Regions from separate parts of the Homo sapiens genome. Here region 1 is linked to region 2. A link is a loop called in an ENCODE intact Hi-C map of the cell type or tissue named here. Cell type or tissue: PC-9. All regions are shown on one strand. Each heading gives the region's core, and the rest is flanking DNA. Links, peaks and the distances in the headings are about the cores only.

Region 1 (10,743 bases), core at 3,158-8,157, 87 kb before region 2:
GGGGATTCCTGACCCACAGCAACCAGGAGATAAAAGGTGCTCTTGTTTTAAGCCACTAAAAAAGAAAAAATGAGTTGGGATCTTGTTGAACATCCACACACACACTTCTGGGCAAGTATATTTTCTCCTTACCATCTTCTCAGCTTTTCTAAACTTGATACAAACGATGCAGCAAGTGGGCAGGGTGTGTTCACCACCCTTTGGGCCATGGGTACCTGGAGAGAGATATGCATCCCCAGTGAGGTCTACACATTGTACACGCATGTGCATGTATGCACACACACAAATATACACATAGTTTCATTAACTCTTCTGGAGAAAACAATTTAAGAAAATGCCAACTTCTTTTTCAGCTAATTAAATGCCTATAGCCCATTAATTATAGATTAAGGGAACTAGTGTTTACCACAAAGTCATCTGGAGCTAGCATCTGAAGAGGTTGAATTCCATACTGAGAAGTTGGAACATTATTCTGTATGTGACAGAAAACCATTCTAAGATTTATGAAGATGGAGTTGGTATTAAACCACTAGTAAGTTGAAACTACTAAGAAGAATAAAATGGAGAGGTAGGGAAGTGGAACCTGGCAAACCAGTTGGGGCTATGGTAATCATTTATGGAAAAAATAATACGGGGTTAACCAGAGGCAGTATGGATAAGAGAAGGGGGGAATATGGAAGCTCTGGGGCAATGGCTTCTTAGAAATTGACTAGGTGGATGGAGGATGGAGAAGAAAGAGTAGATGCAATTTCTAGCCTTCATGACTGTGTGTGTGATGAGGCCATTAATAGAAACAGCAACTATAGGAGGAAACACAGGTTTGAGGAAGAGGGAAAAACGATCATACTCTCACTTTTTAAACAATTTACTTACTCCTTTGATATGATGGGATGACAATACTACTTTACCTCTATGATCTTCCTCCCCCAAACCCATAACCCCAGTTTAATTATGTGAAAAACAACAGAAACAGTCCAATAGAGGGGCACCCTATAATACCCTTGACCAGAACCCCTTAAAATTGTCAAGGTCAGCAAGAAAAGTCTGAGAAACTGTCAGATGAGAGAGGAGCCAAAGGGGACAGGATGGCTGAATGCAATGTGGGACCCTGGAGGGGATCCTTGAATAGAGAAGGTCAGATATTAAGTAAAAACTAAGGAAATCTGAATACATTGTAAACTTTAATTAATAATAATGCATCAGTATTGGTTCATTAATTGCAACAAATGTATCATAGTAATGTAAAATGTTAATACTAGGAGAAACTGGAGAGTGGGGTTTGGGGAGAACCTATGAGAACTCTGTAAAAACCCCCTTATAAAGAGGGGTGGGAGGCTTGCTTACTAAAGTTTTGTTTGTTTGGTTAGTTGATATTTTTTTCTTTTTGGGGACAAAGTCTTGCTCTGTTGCCCAGGCTGGAGTGCAGTGGCACCATCACAGCTCACTGCAGCCTTGATCTCCCAGGGACAAGTCATCCTCCCGCCTCGGCCTCCTGAGTTGCTGGGACTACAGGTGCATGCCACCACGTCTGAATAATTTTAACATTTTTCTGTGGCGATGTGGTCTCACTGTGTTTCCCGGGTTGGCCTCAACTGGTCCTCCTGCCTTGTCCTCCCAGACTGCTGGGATTATACATGTGAGCCCCCATTCCCAGCCATTTTAAAAACTTTTGTGGCCGGGCGTGGTGGCTCATGCCTGTAATCCCAGCACTTTGGGAGGCCGAAGTGGGTGGATCACGAGGTCAGGAGTTCAAGACCAGCCTGGCCAAGATGGTGAAACCCTGTCTCTACTAAAAATACAAAAATTAGCTGGGCATGGTGGTATGCGCCTGTAATCCCAGCTATTCGGGAGGCTGAGGCAGAGAATTGCTTGAACCCAGGAGGCGGAGGTTGCAGTGAGCCAAGATCGCGCCTCTGCACTCCAGCCTGGGGTACAGAGCAAGACTCCATCTAAAAACAAACAAACAAACAAAAAACACCTTTTGATATCAGTAACCCATCATGGGAGTTGGGGGACACCGATTAAATAAGCTCTTGTTCCCCATGTGCAATTACTCCATTACAGATTAGACCACATCACTGATAACGACCACCTACCTGGATGAGAAAGCTGAGATGGCCGAAAGCAACTCGTTGCCTTGCGTAAAAGCTACAGTTTCTTGTACTGATGTTGAAATGGCCAGAAGGGGCATGTATGAGTGACGTAGTCATGTGACTGTGGAGGGGAAAGCCAGCCTGAGAAGGACATGTTTTTTTCAATGGCCGAGTTGGAGCTGCAAAGGTACTATGAATTCATACTTCAAAACTGTGCCTTTGAGTTTGTTTGCTTGTTTGTTCTCTGTGTGTATGTGTGTGTGTGTGTGTGTGTGTGTGTGTGTAGATGAGGTCTCACTATGTTGCCCAGGCTGGTCTCAAACCCTGGGGCTCAAGCAATCTTCCTGCCTTAGCCTCCCAAAGTGTTGGGATTACAGACAGGCATGAGCCACTGCACCCTGTGTGCGTGGCAGGGGGAGGGGGTGAGTGGCTGGGTGGGCGTGTGATTGCTGGGCCTTTGGATTTCATCCAGCAAACACTCACCTCCTGGGCAAGCTGGGTACTGTTAGATATTAGGGATATGAGGATAAATGTGTGAATGCGCCATGTCTGCTGCCCATAAGGAGCTCACAGTCTACTCTACAGACAGGATGGCGAATAATTACAGTACATTGCTAGAGCCAGGATGTTCTGTGTTAAAAAGAAAAAGAGTGTTTTGGAAGTGCTAAGACAGGAACAATGAACTCTACCCAGGAGGGTGGTGAGAGAAGGCAACACCAAAGAAAAAGCTTGTGAACTGGGCCTCCAAAAATAAGTAGGTTCTTGCCACGTTGAGTGGGAAAGGTACTGTAGGCAGATGATTCAACATTTGCAAAACACAACGACATTCAACAGCATCATGTGCTTGGGTAAGTGGCAGCTGGAGCATCCGGCAAGGGATTCACAACCTGGGAGCTGTGAGAAAGGTCTGTTAGGGAGAAGAAGGGCTGAAATCAGGGAGACCAGGTAGGAGGCTACTGTCATAATTAAGGCTGGAGAGGATGAAGCTCTACAATCATGGGATAATGTTAAAAGATGCCCTCACTCCTACCTTCTCATTTCTCCACCAACACATTCAAGCCAAACAAACTTGAGTCCCCAAAGGCCTCTGCTCTTGGCAATGCAGGAAGGCCTAGCATCTGTTTCTTGAGCAGCAGAAGCCAGACGTTGGTAGGGCCCAGGCTTCTTATTCGAGAGCCCCAAGGTACAGGCCCGTGCCCATTCCAGAGCTCACTGGGGAATTCCACGCACATGCCCACCATATGCTAGGTAACTTTTTCTCTCCAGTACAAGTCCTCTCTGTTCTGCCTGCTAGAAGGGGCCCTTTCTAGCAGGCAGAACTGCTAGAAAGCAGCTTTTCCAGGAGCACTTCGACATAGCTTCCAATTTTGAAGCTGAGAAGCTGTAGAGAGGACTGATTAACAGTCTTTTTTGTTTCCAAGAAGACATAGACAGCGCCATGGACATGCCCGTTTCCTCTTCTCTTGAAAACAGTGAAGAAAACCTATGGCAGAGAGTTTGCTCAGAAGCCAGGTGGCCTCATGAAACCTCAAGGGTTTAGCCTCAAATCTCCATTGTTGTTGTCAAGGGACAGCTCGAGGAACTCAAGCCCTGTGATCTGGTACGATGGTTCCTGTTGGCACTGTGGCCCCATGGCTTTGCTGTCCTATTGGTGCTGCGAAGAGCCAGGTAGCGGGATGGGGAAGGCTTACTTTGAATCCTGGCTCTATCACACACTAGATGCAGAGAGGTAGCTAAGGTCATACAACCTCAGATGACTGACTTTACCTCTCTGCATCTGTTTTCCCTTTTGTAGAAATGGGCATGTTGACAGAACCCACTGCAAAGGGCTGTTGTGAGGATTAAACCTTATGCTCTAAGTAATGTTAATATACAAAGCCTAACACATGGTAGTCAAAGTTAGCTGATAGATGCCTTTTGCAAAGTCAGCCTGCACTACTTCTACCCCCCACACACATACCAAACACAGGCTGCTTGTATGAGTAGAGGCCTAGGGGGCAGTGGTGCATCCTGGTGAAGGGTTGGAGCTCAATAGCCAGGGTTTGAATCCTAGCTACTGCACTTCCCAGTTTACAAATGAGGAACCCAGAGCCCTCACTACCGTTTTTGCTCATTCCAAACAGCTTAATTTTTTCTGTGCCCTCTTTTGTAGCTCCTATAGTCAGGCCTTCCTATTTCTACCTCTGGGGGACCTGCATGCAAAGCTTAATTCCTTTATGGATTTCTGCAAAATATTCACTCTCACTATGCATTTAATGAAGTAAGCAGCTTCCCTTATCAGTAAAATGGGAGTAATCATAGGAACTGCTTCATAGGGTTACTATAAGGAGTGAGACTCATCCATAGTGTCACGTGTAGTTAGAGTTCATTCATTCTCATTGCTATGTAATAGTTCATGTTACAAATAGACTATGATTTATTTATCCATTCTACTGTTGATGAAGATTGGGACTGTCTCCAGTTTGGAGCTATTACAAATAGAGTGGTGCTATGAAAATTCTTGTACTCATCTTTTGGTGAACATACATTTACAATTTCTGGATCAGAGGTATCAGCTTTAGTGGATACTGCCAGCAAGTTTTCCAAAGTGGTTGTTCCCATTTAAATCCAAACTAGCAGTGTATGAGAATTCAGTTGCTCCACATCTTTACCAACACTTAGTATTTTTCTGATGTTTTCATTTTAGCCATTCTAGTGCATCTGTAGAGCTATCATATTGTGGTTGCAATTCACATTTCCCTGGTGACCAATCAAGTTGAACATCTTTTCATGTGTGGACTAAACACAGTGTTGGCACACAGTTAGCATTCAACAAATGTTAGCTATTATCATTAGTACTGTTGTTCTCTGATCAGTGAAACTCAGCTTTTTCAAATGGGGACATGGGCAGAGACTTGGGGAAGGTTTTCAAATGTTAAACTTTCTTGGCCTACCATTATCATCCATGTGTGCGTTTCCCTATGCCTCCCTCTTCTCCTGGTTTATTTCTCTGTAAATAACACACATCGCCTCTCCCAGAGTGCAGACATGCTGAATAATAGGAAGCGAAAGCCAGGTGAAACTTCTGACCGGCACCCCAAACAGGTTCCCCCGCTTCACAGATGTGTCACCTCCAAGAGAAGCAGAAAGGATCCTCCCCCAGAAACCTCCTGGAATCTCATCTATCTGGCCCCACTCCCTCTAGCTTCTTCCTGATGAATGGCTTTGACAACTTTCTCATTATTAGGGCCTCTTATCCAAGTCTGACTTGAATCTTTAATGCCTTCTGTTAGGAAAGATGCATCACTTGATTTTTAGGATGCACACACAATTCCCCTTGCAGAGCCAGTATCCTGAGGGGTTTGTTAATGCATCAAACCATGGACCTCTGAGGAAAATTCCTTGTCCCCAAAACAAGAAGACAGGTTAAGCTGTACCCTCAGTTTAGCTCCCACTGGTAAACTCCATGAGAAAAGAAAATAACCAGCATTGTGTAATTGGGGGTGGAGTTACATCTTACACAATCTTTGTGAAAGGGAGAAAAGGAAGCCAGCTTAATAATTCCCAAACTAGGTCAAAAATTTATATCCATGTGTATATAAAATAGTCTTCATTATCTTATGTAATAAACATGATTTTATTATCTCAGTCACTGGGTTAAGAATTCCTTTTAGTGAGACCCAACTTTGTTGGGAAGACTTCTTGGTATAATCTCCTCATGAAATAAAACGTGAGGACCCCTGCTACCAGGGACCTTGCGGGGCAGGAATACTCCAGATAAGATAGAGAACAAATTTCCTGATTGCAACAAAGATTGAAGGGAGGAGAAAGAAAAAGAGGAATAGTGAGAAATGGAATGGATGATTAAAGGCTGTTCAGTGGAATCTGCGACCCCCTTAAGTCTCCTAGAAAGCTGCTTACTTCGTTAAATGCAGAGTGAGAGTGAATCCTTTGCAAAAACCATGAAGGAATTCAGCTTTGCATGCAGGTCCCCCAGAGGTAGAATTTAAGAAAGCCTGAATATGGGAGCCACAAAGAAGGGGGCAGAAAAAAATTAAGCTGTTCAGAATGAGCGAAAATAGTGGTGAGGGCTCTGGCTTCAGATAAGCTCAGGGTGACCAACTTGTCACAGTTTGTCCAGGATTTTTCCAGTGTTAGCCTTGAGAGTCTCACAACTCAGGAAACCCCTCTGTCCCAGGCAGATTTTAGCCAGAATGTACAATTGAAGGTTTGAGTTTTATCTAAATTTCTTAGGACCAAGGACGTCCAGTTGATAACTGAATTATAATTAAAATGGCACCTAGACTGTTCAACTTTTGGTTTCTGGGTTTGACAACGTTCGACACACGAACATATATACAGAAACACAAATACCAAAAGTATATGCTCAGATGCTAAGTGCGTCATGACAAGTGAAATCCCCCTCCTGGTCCAGAATTTCAGTTTCACCACAGTTTACTTAAGAGTTTTCTTTCCTTTGTGCATTGAGAAGGAGCCATGGCTTTGCCGGCTCCTGTCCAAACCCCCCAACTCAGCAGCCTTTCCATGGAAAGACATTCCTTCTGACCTTGATTCTTTTGAGAGAGAAAGAATAAATAGCAAGAGGCAGGCCAGGCACAATAGTTCACGCCTGTATTGCCAGGACTTTGGGAGGCCGAGGCAGGCAGATCATTTGGGGTCAGGAGTTCAAGACCAGCCTGGCCAACATGGCGAAATCCTGTCCCTGCTAAAAATACAAAATTAGCCGGCCTGGTGGTACGCACCTGTAATCCCAGCTACTCAGGAGGCTGAAGCACGAGAATCACTTGAACCTGAGAGGTGGAGGTTGCAGTGAGTCAAGATTGGGCAACTGCACTCCATCCTGGGCGATAGAGCAAGACTCTGTCTCAAAAAATAAAAAAAGTAAAAAATTGCAAGAGGCTCCTTTCCCAGACTCATTACCTCCCTTCCATTTTTCTCCCTCTGCCATTCTTCCCCTACCTCATTTGCATGCAATGTGGAAGAACTGATCTAGGGAAGATTTGTGTGCTTTCAAGATACTGGGTCCACTGAGATCAGCTACAATTAAATTATGTCTTCAATATGTTTAACTCAGACTCTGGATTTTTGTAGTCCTAGAAACCAGTAGAAATAAATTTATTAAGAATGTGATCTCATCACTAAACATTCACTCAGCCCATTGACTCCCAAATTAGAGGACACATTTCAGGGATTGGGTCAGAATTCTATTTTCAGTTAGAATAAGGGGTTAGAATAAGGCAGTATAACCTAGGTGTGCTTTACAGAAAGACATGCCTGGATTTCAGTTCACACCTGGCAGTATGGGCTTGGGCGTATTCCCTATCAATGAGGTATATGATTGAAAGGAATCAAGGATTCAGGCCTGAAGAATTAAGTAACCCACTGAGATGGTGAAGGCTATAGGTAGAGCAGGTTGAGGATGAAAGATCAAAAGTTCAGCATAGGATATGTTAAGGAGAGAGTCCTAAGCTGAAAATAGAAGTTTGGGAGTCACTGATATATCAGTGGTATTCAAAGCTATGACCAGATGAGATCACTAAGGAAGTGACAGCAGAGAGAGAAATGTCTGTATGGCCATGGCTGTGCTACCTAGGATGAAGTTTGCTGGCCAATAGTCCCTCCATAGCCTCTCTACCTACGTTCAATGGATCCATCACAGCAGAAGGCTCAGTGCACGTTCATGGGGAGGCAGTAGGTACAGGACAAGGAATCTCAGGTTTGGAGACAGAAGAGGGCCTGGAGGGCCAGACACGGTGGTTATGCCTGTAATCCCAGCGCTTTGGGAGGCCAAGGCAGGCAGATCACTTGAGGTCAGGAATTCAAGACCAGCCTGGCCAACATGACAAAGCCCCATCTCTACCAAAAAAAAAAAAAAAAAAAAAAAATATATATATATATATATATATAGATATATATATACATATAGATATATACATGTATATATATGTGTATATATATACATATGTATATATATGTATATATGTATATATGTGTATATATGTATATATGTATATATACATATGTATATATACATATGTATATATGTATATATACATATGTATATATGTGTATATATATACATATGTATATATGTGTATATATATATACATATGTATATATATGTGCGTGTGTGTGTATATGTATATATATGTGTATATACACATAAATATATACACATATATATATACACACATATATATGTATAAATTAGCCAGGCGTGGTAGCGTGTGCCTGTAATCCCAACTACTCAGGAGACTGAGGCATAAGAATTGCTTGAACCCAGGAGGTGGAGGCTGCAGTAAGCAGAGATTGAGCCACTGTGCTCCAGCCTGGGCAACAGAGTGAGACTCTGCCTCAAAAAGAAAAAAAAAAGAAAAAAAAGAAAAAATGGAGAAGAGGGCCTGGAGCTTAGCTCAGCTCTGCTGCTTCTGGGCTCTGGGCTATGTTATTTTGGGAAAATCACTTAATCTCAGTGAGCTTCAATTTCTTCACCTGTAAATTGGAGATAACATTGCCTCCCTCAATGACTGCTCGTTCGGACAGCTATAACAAAATACCATGGACTGCGCAGCTTACACAACAAACATCTATTTTTCATAGTCATGGAGGTTGGGAAGTCCAAGACCAAAGTTACAGCAGGTTTGGTGTCTGGTGGGGGCCCACTTCTTGGTTCATAGATGTCCATCTTCTCACTGGGGTGAGGGAACTCTCTGAGGTTTCTTTCACAAGGGCATTAATCCCATTTATAAGGCTCCACTCTCATAACTTAATCACCTTCCAAAGGACCCTCCTCCTAATACCACTCCTAATACCACCATCTCAACCTATTAATTTGGGGGGTGAGTGGGACACAAACATTCAGTCCATAACACTCCCTTACAGAATACCTGTCAGTGTTAAATAAATTGAACAAAAATACTTTGTAAAATACCTTACACTTTACACTTCAGTTATCACTTATCCCATATAATTTCTGATAATTTCAGGGAGAAAATGCTTTAGTGATTAGATATAAAGTTTAGGACATTATCTACCAATGTTTAAAATTCCTATACCATACCCTTCGACGCAGCCATTCCAACTCTCCTACAGATACAGTTGTACATGTATAAAGATAAATGTGCTAGACATTGGTAATAATAATGAGAAATTGGAAACAATATGTATCAGCAATGGACTGAGTAAATAAGCCATATATATGCACACTGTGGAATACCAGCTGTTAAATGTAATGAGAAAATGTACGTATACTGACATGAAAAGATGCCCAGGATATTTATTTAAAGTAATAATAAGCAAGTTGCAGGTGTATATATGGCATGATCCCATTTCTATGTATTTATATTACACATTTTGATACATGCATACCAAAAAGACCGAAGGCCATGCATGACACTGGAGAACAGTCACTAGGGTCTCTATGCGTGTCACTTACCTCTGGGGAAAGTGACTGGTGTTGCAGAGAATTACTTTCACTTCCTCCTTTATATGCTTAGGAATTCTTTGAATTTGTGTAACAAACAAAATACATTTAAAGACATACCACAAACCAATCCCTGAGCCCTGAGATTCTTAAGAGGATGGGGGCACCAGGAACATAAATCATACTGCCAGGCCAGAAAACAATGTCTCTGTTGGGTTCCCAACTATATTTCAATTCTGCAAGCCACAGCTGTGCTTCCCACCAACCCAGGCGCTAACACAACAGCAGCAGTCCAGAAAGGGGAAAACATAGGCCCTAGAGTAGGGCCACTTTGGGTAGGAAAAAAAAGTGCAAATGTATTCTGAAAGCAGATGGTGTCTGGAAGAGAAAGTGTGTTTGGCAACAAGAAGGGAATCACAGGGGAAGGAGAGAAAAGCAGTAAAAGAGAGACAGCCAAAGGAGGTGGTAATTAAGTGCAAAGCTGAAGATTTCCAAGGGATTTTTCAGCATTGGCAAGAGTCGGGCCTCTGGACAATTCTGTGGAAGTGTGTAGAGATTGTTTTTCATTTCTTTTCTTTATTAAAAGTATTCCACTAGAACAGTGCCTCTGAACCATGATATTCTGACAAGAGTTTGTTAGCAATGCTCCAAGTATTAAAGTTTTCCAATAATTTACTTTTCTTTATAAAGAGGAGCTGAGGTTGGCTGTCTCCTTGCTGCCATTCTAATATGCTTCCTAGGGTGGGAGACAAAGCCACAGCCAGCCAGGGTTGAGCGAGTTGTGTACAACCCACACACTATTTGTCTCGCCACCTCCTGACACTGTCACTCTTCTCCGGGCTCTGGAGCTTCCTGTGGGGTCACTGTCTGTAACAGACAAGAGTCACACCCTTCTCAACCCTTTTACAGCATTAACCAAGGCACAAGCGTCTGAACTGTCCAATAACAAAGAGATTAATTGATGGATTGTTTTGTACCAAACTGCTTGCTGCCACAGCTGCTCAAAATGTTAATAAGCACTGCTGAACTATGGCCGCTCCAGCAGGGAACAGCTGTAGAGGCTAGAGGCCAGCTCCCCTGCCCAGTGAGGGACAGATGTCCTTATGTCTATATCGGCCCCTGTGCTCAAACCAGCAACAGTTCACAGACAGGATTATGAAAGGTTTTGCATTTGGTCCTAAGTAATCTTTTAATGTCACATAACCTGAACCAAAGCCAAGAATACAT
Region 2 (10,743 bases), core at 3,920-8,919:
TAAGTTCTGGGGTACATGTGCAAGATGTGCAGGTTTGTTACCTAGGTAAGCGAGTGCCATGGTGGTTTACTGTGCAGATCAACCCATCACCTATGTATTAAGCCCAGCATCTATTAGCTATTCTTCCTGATGCTCTCCCTCCCCCGACTCCCCTGACAGGCCCCAGTGTGTGTTGTTTCCCCTACGTGTGTCCATGCTTTCTCATCCTTCAGCTCCCACTTACGAGTGAGAACATGCAGTGTTTGGTTTTCCGTTCCTGTGTTAGTCTGCTGAGAATAACAGCTTCCAGCTTCATCCATGTTTCTGCAAAGGACAGAATCTCATTCCTTTTTATGGCTACATAGTATTCCATGGTGTATATGTGCCACATTTTCTTTATCCGGTCTATCACTGATGGGCATTTGGATTGATTCCATGTCTTTGCTATTGTGCATAGTGATACAATGAACATATACGTGCATGTATCTTTATAATAGAATGATTATATTCCTTTGGGTATATACCCAGTAATGGGATTGCTGGGTCAAATGGTGTTTCTGTTTCTAGATCTTTGAGAAATCGCCACAATGTCTTCCAAATGGTTGAAGTAATTTACACTCCAACCAACAGTGTAAAAGTGTTCCTTTTTCTCTACAACCTCACCAGCATCTGTTGTTTCTTGACTTTTTAATAATCGCCATTCTGACTGGCATGAGATGGTATCTCATTGTGGTTTTGATTTGTATTTCTCTAATGATCAGTACACCAACAACAGGCATGCAGAGCGCCAGATCATGAATGAACTCCTATTCACAATTGCTACAAAGAGAATAAAATACCTAGGAATACAGCTAACAAGGGAAGTCAAGGACCTCTTCAAGAAGAACTACAAACCATTGTTCAAGGAAATCAGAGAGGACACAAACAAATGGAAAAACATTCCATGCTCATGGATATGAAGAATCAATATCATGAAAATGGCCATATTGCCCAAAGTAATTTATATATTCAATGCTATTCCCATTAAACTACCATTGACATTCTTCACAGAATTAGAAAAAAAAAACTTTTAAAATTCATATGGAACCAAAAAAGAACCCATATAGCCAAGACAATCCTAAACAAAAAGAACAAAGCTGGAAGCATCACGCTACCCATTTTCAAACTACTCTACAAGGCTACAGTAACCAACATAGTGTGGTACTGGTACAAAAACAGACATATAGACCAGTGGAATAGAATAGAGAACTCAGAAGTTAGACTGCACACCTACAACCAAATGACCATTAACAAACCTGACAAAAACAAGTAATGGGGAAATAATTTCCTATTTAATAAATGGTGCTGGGAACTGGATAGCCACATGCAGAAAACTGAAACCGAACCCCTTCCTTATGCCTTATACAAAAATTAACTCAAGATGGATTAAAGACTAAAATGTAAAAACCAAAACTATAAAAACCCTAGAAGAAAATCTAGGCAATACCATTCAGGACATAGGCATGGGCAAAGTTTTCATGACAAAAACGCCAAAAGCAATTGCAACAAAAGCAAAAACTGACAAATGGGATCTGATTAAACTAAAGAGCTTCTGCACAGCAAAAGAAACTATCATCAGAGTGAACAGACAACCTACAGAATGGGAGAAAATTTTTGCCATCTATCCATCTGACAAAGGTCTAACATCCAGAGTCTACAAAGAACTTAAACACATTTACAAGAAAAAACAAACAACCCCATTAAAAAATGGCCAAAGGACATGAAAAGACACTTCTCAAAAGAAGACATTCATGCAGCCAACAAACATATGAAAAAAAGCTCAGCATCATTGATAATTAGAAAAAAAGAATTTCAACCAGCAAAAAGGGGTAAGGAGACCAGACAAAGCACCAGCACAGGCAAATAATCAATTTTGGAGTAAGATGGAGTAGCATGAGTTACAGACAGCTTCGGATGTTGTACCAGATTATTCAGGCATTATTATGTAGAATTGTACCTCTGAGAAATTGAATAAGGGATCATTACTTTTTAAAAAAAAATGATTTCAAGTCATAATTGCTAAGAACTACAGTCACAATTGCATAAAAATATATAGACTATAAATAGCTATACACATATAATATAGAGATTTCGTATATATAGTACACATAAGTTTTTTAAAAGATTGCAGTGAGTTAAAAATGGTTAACACTGATTGAAGATTTCTGGGTGTTCTTCATTCATTAGTTCTTTTTATCCCCATGACAACCCTTTAAGACAAGTATTGTTATTATCCTTATTTTGCAGACAAGAACTGCAGTAACTTGCCCACGTTCTCACATTTAGTAAGAGGCAGTGCCAGGATTTGAAAATTGCCTGGGTCTGTTAAACTCCAAAGTCCATCTCCTTAACCACCAAGCCCAACTCCTTACAAAACGATTCATACCAACATGTCAACAGTGGTTACTTATAGGTGGAGCGATCATAGGGAACTATTTTCTATTTTGTACTTTGTACTATTTTGTATCCTTTCCTAATTTTCTACAAGCAAGGTATATTACTTTATATTTATATTGTGAAACATACCACATTTAGAAAGCAAGCATAAAGCATAAATTTATAGCTTAATATACCATAGAATAAACCCCATGGAACCATCGTCTATATCAGCACCCCAGGAGCCCTGTCTGATCACAGCTCCCTCCCACGTAAAGATAACCGTTCTCACTGCCAAGTCGTCATGCCCTTGTCTTCCTTTAAAATCACCATCTAATCATGTATCTCAAAAAAATGTAGGTTAATTCTGCTCATTTTGAACATTATATAAATGGAATAACATCGTCTGTGTTCTGTTGGGTCTGACACCTTTCTCTCAACATTATGTTTTTTAAGAATGTTATTTTCCTAATATAAAAAAATTCATTAGTGTTATAAAATATTTTAAATCTGGAATCACACAACGACCTCCTCAACCTGACTCAGTTGACACCTTCCCAGCTGTTACCTTCTAAGCAGGACCAATCCACCTTAAAACTAGAATTTGTTTCCTTTAAAAGTCATGGCCAGAGAAAAGAGGGGTCAGGACCCATAGCTGGCCCCCCTTTCCTGCTTGGGCCAGCTTGCCTTCCACCAGGCCAGCTCAGCCACCTGCCTGAAAGTGGATTATTCAATTCACTGCCACATTTTCTGAATCACTACTTAACTCACCAATCATGGGTTTCTCTGCCCAGGGGGCACTATGACCTTTGGTGCAGAGGGAAGTGGCTGTGCTCCTTGGAGCTGCCCGCCTTCTTTCTTGGTGGACAACCCAAAATGCTTTCAACTTGAGGGTCTACAAAATGCACTCCCCACTTTCTTCTCTTCCTCCCTCTCCTCCTCCTCCTTTTCTTCTCTTTCTACAAGAAATTTTTTTTGATGGAAATTTTCAAACATACACTAAATTACAGAGAATAGTATAATGAACCCCCATGTAACCTCAACAATGATCAACACATTACGTCCTTTTTTCTCCTACACACCCACCCAATTATCCCCCATGCCTACTGGATTATTATTTTCCAACTTTTATTTTAGATTCAGGGGGTGCCTGTGCACGCATGGGTTTAATGCATCATGCCGAGGTTTGGGCTATAAATGATCTCATCACCCGGGTACTGAGCATAGTACCCAACAGTTAGTTTTTCAACCCTGTAATTTTCCCTCCCCCATTTTTGAGTTGCCAGTATCTACTGTTGCCATCTTTATGTCCATGAGCACCCAGTGCTTAGCTCCCACTTATAAGTGAGAACATGTAGTATTTGGTTTTCAGCCCCCGCATTAATTTGCTTAGGATAGTGGCCTCCAGCTCCATCCATGTTGCTGTAAAGGACATGATTTCATTCTTTTTTATGGCTGTGTAGTATTCCATGGTGTATATGTGCCACATTTTCTTCATTTAGTCTGCCATTGATGGGCACCTAGGTTGAGCATGTCTTTGCTATTGTGAGCAGTACTGCAATGAACATTGCAGTGAGTGCATGTGTCTTTTTAGTAGAATGATTTGTTTCTTTTGGATACATACCCAATAATGTGACTGCTGGGCTGAATGGTAGTTCTATTTTAAGTCCTTTGAGAAATCTTTGTACTGCTTTCCACTGTGACGTTCCCACCGACAGTCTCACCAACATCTGTGGGGTTTTGTTTTTTTTCTTTCTTTGACTTTGTTATAATAGCTATTCTGATTGGTGTGATAGGGTATCTTATTGTGGTTTTGATTTTCGTTTCTCTGATGATTAGTGATGTGAAGTATTTTTTCATATGTTTGTTGGTTGCTTGCATGTCTTCTTTTGAGAAGTGTCTGTTCATGTCTTTTGCCCATTTTTTAACGGGCCCTACTAAATTATTTTGAAACAAATCCAAGATGTGTCATTTGTGAATATGTCAGTATATATCTTAAAAATATAATGTACCACTTTAAGAACATATCCAAAATACAATTCTCATAATTCCTTAATTTCATCAAATATCAAATTGGCCTTCAATTTTTCTCCATCATTTTATAAATGTTTCAATATAGTTGTTGTATTCAAATCAAGTCCAAAATGAAGTCTACACATTGCATATTGTTCAAACATCCTACTTTTGTAAGAAATGGTATTTGGAGACTATAAACTGGATTCTGGATTTCTCATCGCTATAGAGTTGGTCACTGCTTCTAGGACTTCTTGGGTTTACAGAACTAGAAAATACAAACGGTGTGTATGTGTGTGTTTGTGTGTGTATGTTTAAAACAGAAGCTACAGTGTAAGTTTAAGCAGATATTTCTAATTCAAAATTTAAATTACAGAACTTTTACTTGAACTCTTTAATTTTATATTTGCATCTCTTTTATGCTGAAAATCTTGGTTTCTAATTACATCATTATCTACTTGCTTTATTTTACTATATGTCTGTGTGTGTGAAATAGTCTTGGAATAATAATGTTAATGTTATTTCCAATGATATTTTTACTGACAATAGTTGATTTTTAGTTCTTTTGTCCTCAGAATGTATTTCACTTCATATGCACAGTTAAATTACTGTGTTTTAAAAGTCATTTGAAATTATCTCTGTTTGTGTGCCTCCAACTGGACACACAATTAGGTTCGCTGTTTCACATTTCTTTTGGGGTTCAGGGATTGTTATTTTCATTTTTGAGTTAATTATGTTTTGTAATCATGGGAGTCAAATTTGCAGAAAAGGTACATTCCAGGCCAGGCACAGTGGCTCACGCCTGTAATCCCAGCACTTGGGGAGGCTGAGGCAGGTGGATCACCTGAGGTCAGCAGTTCGAGACCAACTTCACCAACATGGTGAAACCCCGCATCTCTACTAAAATACAAAAATAAGCTGGATGTTGTGGCGCACGCCTGTAATCCCAGCTACTCAGGAGGCTGAGGCAGGAAAATCGCTTGAACCCAGGAAGCAGAGGTTGCAGTAAGCCAAGATCACGCCATTGCTCTCCAGCCTGGGCAACAGAGTGAGACTCTGTCTCGAAAAAAAAAAAAAAAGGGTACTTTCCAAGAAGTCTAGCCTCTGTCCCTGTTCCCTTCACCTGTTCCTTCCCTCTCCCGATAGATAACTAGTTTTTCAAAAATTATCATTATTATCATTATATCATCTGCTAACAGATATAAATATAAATAACATATAATAAATATAAATAAAATATAAAAATATGAACGAAAAGAGTCCTTTGCCAAATGGCAAAGAAAGGTTTCTGCTTTTAAACAGTAATCACGAAATGCTTTTAAGTGAACAGCATTGCTATGTTTCTTTTAAGATCTTTCCTCTGAATAATTTCTGAGTGTTCAGAGTCATTTACAAAAAGAGATAGGATTTACCTATTTAATGGATAAGGAAATAGGAAAAGAGAAAGAAATTTTCACAAAAGCACAGAGCAAATTCAGCCAAGATTCCAACTAGCTACTTTGCAGGCACTGATCCATCCAACAGCTAGCATGGGCCAGCCCCAACCTGCAGATACTCTGATTCTCTACGTCTGAAGTGAGGCCCAAGCACCTGTTTTGGCAAAGCTTCCCAGGTGATTCTGAGCAGCAGTCTGGTGGACAAATCACTAGTATAAGCCAGTGACACCCAAGCAGGCCTCTTTTGGAGAATCTCAAGGCAGCTTGTTGTTGTGGGAGCAAATCTTGCATCCAAGACTGAGGACTGCAAGAAACATGACCATATTTTTCTTTACTACAATTTAATCTGTTCTGATCTCTCATTGCACCAGAAAACACATGCCAAATCTTGGCCAAAGTGATGACCCCCAACACCACTTCCCCACATACGCTTCTAAGTTCCCAGGAGCGTTGAGGGGTGGGGGTACAGGGAGATCTGATTCAGCCATCACCTCAGCCACCCTCATTGCTGGGTCTCACAGAAGGCTGCTAAGTCATGGCTCATTCTGGCCATGGGGTCATTCAGTTTCCGCAGCTCCCTGGCCAGCTCTGATGCCATATCCATAGCACTGAACTCATCCCACCAGGCTACACCCTCAGAGGCCCTGACTGTTTAGATTGGATTTACCATACAACCCTTTCTTTTTCTGGAGCTCCACCCAGGAAACGGGAAATGAGTCACCATGACTCTTAGATTCCACAAACTGACCTGAGGATTTTTGCCATATCCACCTGCTCTAACCTGGATTTGACCCAGGGAGCAAAGTGCAGGATCCTCTTCTCAATGAACCACTAACTTCTATACACTTGTTGCTTCTCCTTTCTACAGCCCAAGGAACCTTTATGTAGACTGGGCTAAAGTATCCTTGTTCTTAATTGGCCAATATCTCTCATTCTTTTTATTATATGTTATTTATATTTACATCTGTTAGTAGATGACATAATAATAATAATAATAATAATAATAATAACGCTACCAATAATCTATGCTACCAGTTCCTTTTGTTCCCCTTAAGGCCAGGATTTTGTATGCAAAATCTTGGAAGCATCACCCTTTACCTTTGTTACCACATCCCTTACCAGGGCTACCATGTTGTGCAATTTCAGGAAGTATTGTGCACAAAGCCTGGGTGGACTTATTCAGTGCACAACCTGAACAGCTGTATGGGTATGCACAGCTGTATGTGCTGCAGAAATGTTGACCACATAGCCACACACTCTGAATGGGGAAAATAAATTCCACTGGGGAAATAACATTAGTTAGTGCTTCAAAAGCATTGTCCTGCCACTTAATAAAGCTCCAGATAGGGAGTCTGGAGGGTCATTTGGATGTTTGGAGCAAAATATTAAAAGTGAAAGTGACCTTCCTCTCCTCGTTTTTCTGTACCTCCTTGCCAATCTTATCACCTTGGTATACCAAAGAAGATCTCAGCCTGCCTCATCTGAGCCCCAAACAACCTGGGATCCAAGAGGATAAGCTGGAAATACCACAAATATGACCCATGAAAGCACTTAAGACCCCTGCCCAGAGAGAGGAAAGCACTGAGCGTTGCAATCATGGGGCACTTGGGCAAAGTCAGTTCTCATTGATGAGCTTCCAAACACCGGAATAATTCAAAAAGAGCCTCTTCAAAGATACCTGGTCTCTTGTCTGTCCCCAGTCCCCACGTTCTAAAAATCAGCCAGTTACCATGGCAGCTGCTGTCCAATCAAAACGTTCCCATTTATAGAAACTGGCTGAAAACATTTGAATCTGATGGGGTCTGTCGCTGAGCAGAGGATGTCACTCCCCCAGACACAAAGGATGCTTTATCCAGAAACCATGGATAGCGCCTGGCCTGAGAGAGAGAGACTCCAGGTCCTGCCACCAATGCACTATGAACAGGCATCCCACCCAGAAAACGTTCCTGCTGACACTGGTAGGGCCTATGTCATCATCATCCATTCATTCACTAGATAACATCAAGCACCTTCTCTGTGTCGAGCAAGGTACTGAGGTTAAATGGTGACGAATGCTGTGTTCCCGTGGTCACCAAGGCAATTTTGATGAGGAAGCTGATAAAAAAGCAGACAATGGCAACCCGGTGTGATTTAAATAATAATAATAATAATAATAATAAAATAAAAACCATGAGAGCAGATGTGTGGGAACTGTGGAGTCACCTGCCCAGGCATGGAGTCAAGGGTGTTTTCCTGGTGAAACCTGAGTCTTGAGGGCTGAGCAGGTGTTAGCTGGGATGGGGTGAGGAGTGCGTAGGAAGGAGGAAAGGGCCCCGGGCAAAGGCACGTATGAAAAAGCCCAGACAGGGAGAAGAGCATTCCATCCAAGTTACCTCAAGAGTAGCTCGGTTGGCCGGGCACAGTGGCTCATTCCTGTAATCCCAGCACTTTGGGAGGCCAAGGCAGGCGGATGACGAGGTCAGAAGTTCGAGACCAGCCTGACCAACATGGTAAAATCTCGTCTCCACTAAAATACAAAAATTAGCCAGGCATGGTGGCTCATGCCTGTAATCTCAGCTACTCAGGAGGCTGAGGCAGGAGAATCACTTGAACCCAGGAGACAGAGGTTGCAGTGAGCCAAGACTGCACCATTGCATTCCAGCCTGGGCGAGGGAGCGAGACTCCATCTCAAAGGAAGAAAAAAAAAAAAGAGTAGCTCAGTCACTGGCTCAGAGTGAATGATGAAGGCAAAGACAAGAAGAATTGCAGCTCAAGAGGAACGCTGGGACAGAAAAAGGAAGGTCCCTCGCTTCTCTGCGGGCGTCTGGTTGCCTGGCTTCCATTTAAAGTGGAACAGCCCAGGAAGAGATTAGTTGAGAAGTAGCTAAGAGGAGGTTCTGTGTTTTGAGGGAGAAGGGGTAGTATCCTCAAGAAGAAAGGAACTAAGAGGGTAAGGGGTGGGGCACCGTGGCCACAGCCCCCCATTGCCTATTCAACCATGAGCTGGAGAAGCAATCAAACAGGACATCCCCCGCCCTCCCACCTCCTGTCTGCTCAGAGCATCTCTGCTGCCTAGATCTAACAGGATCATGCCATGGCAACTTCCAGATCATTCCATCCAGCCCTTCTAGGGGATGAATAACAGTTTATTGCACATGAACCCAGGAGTGGCACTGTGCTCAGTACTTCCCATGCAAAATCCATTCATTTCTAAAATCATGTTTGAGAGTGAGCATAGTGGCTAACGCCTTTAATCCCAGCAATTTGGGAGGCTGAAGTGGGAAGGACTGCTTGAGCCCAGAAGTTTGAAGACAGCCTGGGCAACATGGTGAAACCCTGTGTCTACAAAAAATTAAAAATTAGCCAGGAGTAGTGGTGCCTGCCTGTGGTCCCAGCTACTCAGGAGGCTGAGGTGGGAGGATCACTTGAGCCTAGGAGGTTGAGGCTGCAGTGAGCCATGATTGCACCACTGCACTCCAGCCTGGGTGACAAAATGAGACCCTGTCTTGAAAAAAAACAAAAACTTAGGCCCAGGCACAGTGGCTTACAGTTGTAATCCCAGCGCTTTGGCAGGCCAAGGTGGGTGGATCACTTGAGGCCGGGAGTTCGAGACTCAAAACTGGCGAAACCCCATCTCTATTGGCCAGGCATGGTGGTGCTCGCCTATAATCCCAGCTACCGGGGAGACCGAGGCATGAGAATCGTTTGAACCCAGGACACGGAGGCTGCAGTGAGCTGAGATCATACCACTACCCTCCAGCTTGGGCAACAGAGCAAGACCCTTTCTCAAAAAAAAAAAAAAAGAAGAAGAAGAAGAAGAGAAAGAAAAAAATCAGAGAATGATGGCTTTGTAGCCAGCTTAAAGAGTAACTAAACTTCTCCTTCAACAGGGGTCTCTGGATGGGGATGGAGGGGGGAGAACCCAACTACCAAATTGAACATTGTAGGAAATTATATTGATAGAGTCTTTGTGAGTGTGGAAAGTATTAGCAATAGGTACAGAGAAAACAAAGCAGATATTTAGTATTTAGTTGCTCCAGGGAAAAAAAAATTAAAGTCATGTTTGAGCACCTTCTATGCAACAGGCAATATAATTCAGATACTGCTGACATGGCCCTAGAAAAAAATAAACTCCTTGTCCTCAAGGAACTTATATTCTTGGGAAGGGGGGGATAGACAAAACCAAATAGATACGTAAGATGACAAGAGATTACAACTAGTCTAAGAAAAATAAAGCCCAGTAAAGTAATAGAGAATGATGGCAAGGGAAGAGGGTCAGAAAAGGGGTGATCTGAGCTGAGACCTGAGTGAGGGGAGGGAGAGAGCTACATGGAATCTGGAGGAAGAAGGTGTCACACTGTGGGAACAGCAAGTGCAAAGGTCCTGTGGCAGACAAGCCGCTGCCATGTTGCGTTGGTGAGGCTGGGGAGTAGGGACAAGGTGAGAGCTGGAGAACCAGGTCGGAGATGGGCCAGGCGGTCACATCAACCTCATAGCAACACGACAGGGTGGGGTACTGTTGTTCCCATATTACAGATGAAGAAACTGAGGTTCAGGAATATGCCCAGGGTCCCAAACCTTTGCTAGGCAGAGCTGGGATTCAAACCCAGCCACTTGATCTTTAATCATGTGCCTCTAATTATTTCCTTAGAGTGTCTGTGCCAAGGAGCTATGGATAACTTAGAACAGATCAATAAGATTCCAACCTCCCGCAAAGTTCCCCTAAATCCCAGCAACTCCACACCTAAAAATGTAAGAAGATCTTCAGGAACTTGAACAAAGATCTAGCTACTTTGTTTATAATAGCAAAATGACTGGAAACAACAGCTTCTCCTTAATAATAGGCAACTGGAAAATAAAGTTATAATACACACATGCAAAGGATGAATCATGTATGGTCATTTTAAAAGACATTGTAGAA

What was found. Hi-C counts contacts between places; a loop is a spot of excess contacts. Peaks named below come from ENCODE experiments on the same cell type or tissue, not always from the same donor. Only the 100,000 strongest peaks of a DNase experiment are listed, where the experiment ranks them.
Region 1: a loop joins it to region 2, with 8 times the contacts of the local background. A loop is called at or near these places in 1 of 110 quality-filtered maps.

What each region holds. Positions count from the first base shown.
Region 1 is chr16:71,245,466-71,256,208 of GRCh38, forward strand. No RefSeq gene overlaps it. Among named protein-coding and RNA genes, the nearest start is that of HYDIN, 20 kb to the left of the region's middle. RefSeq lists a silencer at 10,320-10,556. In PC-9, for the core only: no CTCF peak of the experiment used is centred there; DNase peaks (open chromatin) are centred at 5,156 and 5,576; H3K27ac peaks cover 2,204 bases.
Region 2 is chr16:71,331,839-71,342,581 of GRCh38, forward strand. No RefSeq gene overlaps it. Among named protein-coding and RNA genes, the nearest start is that of CALB2, 22 kb to the right of the region's middle. RefSeq lists an enhancer at 5,841-7,040. In PC-9, for the core only: no CTCF peak of the experiment used is centred there; DNase peaks (open chromatin) are centred at 6,503, 7,013, 8,003 and 8,123; H3K4me3 peaks cover 1,295 bases; H3K27ac peaks cover 5,000 bases.